Regions from separate parts of the Homo sapiens genome. Here region 2 is linked to region 1. Evidence: chromatin contacts called from ENCODE Hi-C data. All regions are on one chromosome and are shown on one strand. Each heading gives the region's core, a stretch centred on a gene start or an enhancer-like site at or near the end of the contact. The rest is flanking DNA. Distances are from core to core; before and after follow the strand shown.

Region 1 (2,939 bases), core at 180-2,679:
AATCAACAAGGAAACAGGTCAGAACTAACATTTGCTTTACTGAATGTATCTCAAGCACCTCCCCACGTCTGTGTGTGAAGAGCTTCTCATTCTTTTCCTGCGAAATATTTGATATCTATGCAAGCGCATGTGGCAGATATGGAGACTAAAAGCCTCATCACCAAGTTAGCAACAGCGACCTATCACCCAGCTCCGGAGCCTGCCATGGCTATCCTGGCAAACCTAACCTCGGACGCCTCTCTCACCTCCTGTTTCCAGAATGGTGAGAATTAAAGAGCATTTGGGGAATTTCACGCCCAGTCTGGAGATGTAACTGGAGAGGGGAGTCCCAGCCCTGTCTGGCATCTCTGGCTAAATTGTTTGTTCAAAGGGAATGGGGATGGCCCAGGGTTTGCAAATCGTTCTTAATTCATTCTGATTCCCTCCTTTTAAAAAACTAGCCCTGCAGCCCTTGGGGAAGGGGTGTGGGTCAGGCTTCAGGAGGCTGTGCAGGGAGGCCAGGCCTGGGGAAGCTGGAGGGAGAGACGCCCACCTACCACCCAGAGACTGGCGGGCCTCCTGCTGGAGGAGACCCCGAGGGGCTTAAAGAAGCCAGGCAGGAGAATCAGGGCCCCAGCTCTTCTCCGAGAGCAGCCGATCAGGAATGCCTTCTCCCTGCGCCAGCTGTCACTCCCAAGGGGATGCCTTCTTTGGTTTCCTTTTTATTGCAGAGGGGCCACCAGGGAGTGGGCAGGAGTGAGGGGTGAGAGCCTGGGGGCCGCAGAGCCAAACTTCGCCTGATTAATAACCCAGATGTTCCCGTCCAAGCACATGGAGGTCCCGGGAGCTCTTGGGAAGTCAGACCCCAGCTCGGTCCCGTGCCAATCTGCAGTTAGGAGGCAGGTCCTCGGTCCGGGTTGACACGTAGGCCACAGTCTTGGGCGCCCTGATCTGGCTGGATGGGAAGTTTAGTCTCCACCCAGAAGAGGAGCTCTGAACTCCTCCACGTTAAAGAAAAAGTTAGGCGGGGTAAACTGCAACTTTCTTTTTAACCCGAAGTGATCAAACCTCGGGGCCCCTCTGCACTGGTTCTTGGAGCATGGCCAGGTGCGGGCACCTGGGGTGGGAACAGTGGGGGGACCAGGGTGGGCCCCTGGGCTCCGAGGCCGCCCCAGGCCCGCCCGCCTACCGGCTCTCAGAGAAAGAACAGGGGGCCGCGCCCGCCCCACGTCCGCTCCGCCCCGGGCCAGCCCCTTCCTCGCTGCGACTCGCCCGCTGTCCCCACCCCCTCGCCCGCGGCGCCCAGTGGGAGGCGGGGGCTGGCCTCGCCGAGCCCAGCGCCGGGCTCTGATTTGCTGCGGGCGTTGGGGATCGACAGCCTCCGCGGCTGCCTTCCAGGAGAGAGGGAGGGAGGAAAAGGGGGAAAAAAGTGCTCCGCGCCGAAGGCGAGGTCCGCACTCTCCGTCCCCGCGGCTGGCGCAGGACCTCACTCGAGCGGAGCGCCCACGGGGAGCGGGTCGCGGGGCGGCGGCGGCGAGGAGGAGGCGAGAAGGAGTTGGAGGAGGAGGAGGAGGAGGCGAGGGCGAGCTAGCCCAGCGGGGTCCCGGCCGCCCCGCGGGCCAAAGTCGAGCCCTCCCGCCCGTGGGCGAGCGCGCCAGCCGCCCCTTCCAGAACAGCCGCCGCCACAAAGAAGAACGGGGGGTGCCGAGGTCCCCATGACCTCCTAAAGTGGTGCGGTCCCTGCTGAGTGCGCTGCCCGGGCCGTGACCCGCGCCCCTGTGCGTCCCCGCGCGCCTCCGAGCGCCCCTGTGCGCCCCGGCCCGCGCCCCGCCGGCATGGACGTCCATACCCGCTGGAAAGCGCGCAGCGCGCTCCGCCCGGGCGCCCCGCTGCTGCCCCCGCTGCTGCTGCTGCTGCTGTGGGCGCCGCCTCCGAGCCGCGCAGGTAAGGGCGCCCCGGGGCGCGGGGCTGCGGGATGGGGCGCGCGCAGCCCGGGCGCCGCTGTCATCCCCGGGCGCCTTCGCCCGCAGAACTTTTCTTCCTTGGCCTGTGGAATGCACGGGCCAAGACCACGAATGCCATTTGCTGGGGGCCCCCCCGAGATGACGACACGCAGACACAATGCCCGCGGGCGCGCCGCCGCCCCCTCCCCAGACGGGCGGGTCGGGTGGGGCTGTCGCGCGAGCCGAGGAAGGACCGAGGGCTGGATCAGCAGGAGGGGTTGTCCACGAGGCGGGCAAACTTTTGTCCCAAAAACCTTCCTTCTCTGTCCCACATCACAGGCGCCCAGCTTGGGCCCTCACAGCCCTACAGCAGAACTTCCTCTGCTCCAAACCGGGCAGGGCCGCCCCCTAGAGTTACAGCCCTTCAAATCCCGGGACTCCTGGGGATGGGGGGAATCCCAGAAGCCTGGGCCCCCAGCACTGAACTTCCCCCAGGCACTGTCACTCTAGGCTGAGCTGGCGCCCTGCTTTCCCCAGGGACAGCGTTTCCTGCAGCCTTGGTCACCTAAGTGTTCGGGGGCACTGGGGACCCCTGCAGGGTGGTAGACAGCCCTGCTCCTAATCCCACCCCCAAACTTCTTGATCCCTGGAAGGCAGCTTTTCCTGGATTCGCTGCTGAGAGATGGGATGCGTGGAGCAAAGCCAGAGATGGGCTTGCAGGCGGGGCTGTGAGTGGTTGGGATGATATGCAGATGTGGGATTCCTTCTGCCAAGGGTCAGCCCTTAGAAGGAGGCTTGCTTCCCGGGGAGGGCGCTTCAAGGCGGGGACTGTCTGCGTCCCTGCCTGGGTTCTCGAGGGTTCAACTCTCCCTGGCGCAGCTTCCTGACGGGGGAGTTTTTCTAGGCATCGCTCTTGGTAGTTAGTGGCGGGGTGGGTTTTCACAGACTCTCGAACATCAGAGCCCCCAGCCCTGGAAGGTCCCCCGAATCCTTATTGACAGGCGGGGAGATGGAGGC
Region 2 (2,939 bases), core at 196-2,695, 65 kb after region 1:
CCACCTTGTCCTGGGTCTTTGGCGGTGAGAGCTGCTCTCTGGCCCATTGTCAGTGGTCATCTGCCAGTGACAATGGGCCAGAGGTGGCCCATCGTCCACAGTGGCACTGTCATGAGCTGTCCCTTTTCTCAGCTTTTCTGGACTCCCCTTATGAATTAGATGCTGTGAGTCCTGCCATAAAGATGAGACCCCTGGGCCTTCAGGAGGATGGAGCCGCTGAGAGGTCCATGGGGAAAGAACTGGCTGAGGGTCCCGCCAGCCCCAGCTAGGGCGAGTGCTCCGGGGCGCCTCCTGCCCGTACCTGCACCTGCCATCACAGCAGCCCCTCAGCAAGGTTTGGGTTCGCAGGCCCCTGTCCTCCTCCCCTGGCAGAGTGCCCCTGTGGAGCTGGCAGGAGATCCCCCTGGCATGGGCTGTGTCTCCTAGGATGGGGTGGGATGGCCAAGCCCTCTCATGCTGCCTGTTCCCAGGGCGAGTATGCCGGAGCTGCCTGGGACATTGTCCTGGGAAGTTCTCATCCCAAGTCTTGTCCCTTCTGGATGTGCCGGTGCCCTGGGGCCAGCACTGGTGTCAGAGGAGGACTCAGGGCATTGCTCCCTAAGCCCCAGGTTTCCAGAGGTGCTGGGCAGGCCCAGGACCACCGTGCAGGAAGGGGAAGGCAGAGGGGCTGGGCTCCCCCCAGTGCAGGAAGGTCTTTTTATCCAGGGCATAGTCAGGAACGAGCTTTGTGTTTTCAGAAACATGGCCTCAGTGGCCAGGGTGAGCATGGGGCATCCTGCAGAAGGTGGGGATGTGTGAGTTATCTTCACAGGCAAGGAGAAGGCGGATGGGAGAGCAGCCAGGGCCCACCCCCACTGTGCCCTGGAAGAAGAGAGTCTTGCTGCCACTTCATAGCTTGGGAAGCCAGCACCAGGGAGGTTGAGTCACTTGCCTAAGGTCACTCAGCAACATGACAGCAGATTGGGACCTCGGAAATCATGACACAACTGTCCCCAGCCTGGAAGGGATCCCGGGGACCAGTGGCAGGAGACTGGACTCAGGCTGGCCTGACAGCACTGTGGGCCCCCGCCTGGCATTCTGTTCTCCTAGCCCTCCCCGCACAGGCCCTGAGGACCCTGGAGTCCCCTGGCCCATGGGGTCTGTGAAACTCTGGAACCTTCCAGGAAGAGCCAGCATAAGCTGTTAGCAAGGGCAGAGGGCCCAAGAGTGTCCCTCCCGTGTGTGACAGGTGACCTGGACCCGCCTAGCCCCTGTCCCAGCACCTTCCCCAGCCTGTGGCGGGCAGCACGGGGCTACCTGGCTGCTGATCCGGAGGGCTCCATGCACCTCTCTAGAGTCTCACCTCATCTATGGGCCCTGAGCTGGCCCAGTGAGCCACGTCAGGGAGGCTGGGAGGCGGGACTAAGAGGGGGCCTGGGGTGCCTCTGCCTTGAGGCCTGCCGTGGAAGGCCCCTCCTCTGTGGGTGAGCTATGACCAGGAGGGGGGCCGTGGAGGGGATGAGAACTGCCCCGGGGGACAGCCGGCCAGCGAGTTCTGGGCCAGGAGCCAAATGTGCTTTTAAGCTGTTGAAGGTTTCAAGGGGCAACAAGACCAAACAGACTATAAACTCCAGCTCTCCCTGCAAAACCCCTGGGTGCTGGCGGGAAAGTGATGGCGTCGGCTCCAAGCTCTAACGGTCCTCCATCTGTCTGCCTTCATTTCAGCCTTTGAAAAACACCGAGCGGTTTACCTAATCCCTGATTCCCTTTTTCCAGGGGCCTGGCTTTTCCACTGACATGTTCTTTCTGGAATTTCACTCTCCCCGGGGCAGGAGTGGGGCCTGTGCTGAGTGGGCCTTTCTCAGCCATCCACGGAGGCACCCTGGGATTCCTGTGAGTGGGAACAGAGGAGCCCTGGGATTCCTGTGAGTGGGAACGTCCCCCAGGGCGTCAGGCCCTTCAGTGTTAGGGCCTCGAAGGGGAGAGCAAGGGCTTTGTTAGAGGCCCAGGTCCACGTTTGCTGTAACTTCCCAGGCTGGGGCCTTTGGAGCCTCTGGATCCTTCCAGAACTACCTTGTTGCTCACTGGCTTGCTGACGGCTGCCTGGGCTGCCTGTGGGACACAGCAGGTAGGACTCAGGCTTGGGTCTAGGGCAGCTCTGGAGCCCGCAGCCCATCACTGGGCAGCCGGGGAAGCCCCAGGGGAGGGAAGCGCAACCGTGAAGATGAGCAGACTTCCCGGCACACAGGCGGGCGAGACTGGGTGCTGAGCTGTGTGCGGCTGGCGGCTCCGGGACGTGAGGGGATTCTGCTGAGGACCTTTCCTCCTGGTCGGGGGAGGGCTGCGGAGCTGGGAAAACCCACCTCGCCAGACCTTCCCTGGGCCCTGCTGCTCAGCCTCTGCTGGATGAGCTGCGTTCCCCTGTGAGAGGACTGGGGAGGTGTCCGGGGAGGGAGGGCTTTCCCCGCCTTGGAAGCTGCCCAGAGGGGCACATTTGGGGGGCTGGCTGGGCCAACTCTGACTTCGGACATGAGATGGATGTGATGTGTGCACCTGGGCAGGGCAGGGCACTCCACCGCCTCGGGCAGCCCCAGGCACCCTGCTATGTCGTCTCTGTGCCTCCATCACTGGCCAGGCAGCATGGATAGGCCAGGTGTCCCTCTGCCAGGGCTTCTCGGAGGCAGTGTGTGCCTGCCCCTCCCGAGTCCTGGCCCAAGTCCCTGCTGCTGCCTGGCCAGTGCGCCTGCCATTGCGGCTCAGAGCAACTCCCGGGGTGGGGGCTCTGGTGCACCTGCACTGACACAGGACACTGTCACCCTTCTAGGTCCTCGGTCCAAGACCCGCATCTACCCAGCCCTGCTGTCTCCTTAGCATCCACTGGTGCTTTCTGTAGGATCCACCTCCGCTGTCTCAGGCCACCTGTGTGGCAGCCCAGACCCCACCCTGGCAGTGCTGAGGCA

What was found. Hi-C counts contacts between places; a loop is a spot of excess contacts on that map. Pooled maps may share reads with other maps.
Region 2: a loop to region 1 is called in a map of prostate gland, with 2.0 times the contacts of the local background. The contact joins the enhancer-like site here to the promoter of COL5A1 in region 1. A Hi-C loop is called at or near these places in 4 of 168 maps with a recorded cell type or tissue (Right ventricle myocardium inferior, aorta, chondrocyte and 1 more), 1 of 37 single-sample maps with no recorded cell type and 5 of 50 pooled maps.

What each region holds. Positions count from the first base shown.
Region 1 is chr9:134,640,374-134,643,312 of GRCh38, forward strand. COL5A1 (collagen type V alpha 1 chain) reads left to right here and starts at 1,430. Exons shown (of 66, transcript NM_000093.5): 1 at 1,430-1,923. The coding sequence starts at 1,815. RefSeq lists an enhancer at 2,409-2,939.
Region 2 is chr9:134,705,671-134,708,609 of GRCh38, forward strand. The region is part of intron 4 of COL5A1 (collagen type V alpha 1 chain); the gene reads left to right. Among named protein-coding and RNA genes, the nearest start is that of COL5A1-AS1, 54 kb to the left of the region's middle. RefSeq lists an enhancer at 2,631-2,939. Within about 2 kb of position 1,446, at least 17 of the 41 ENCODE cell types and tissues checked have a DNase peak (open chromatin) inside an H3K27ac peak, as active enhancers do; they include prostate gland, where a contact is called at or near this core.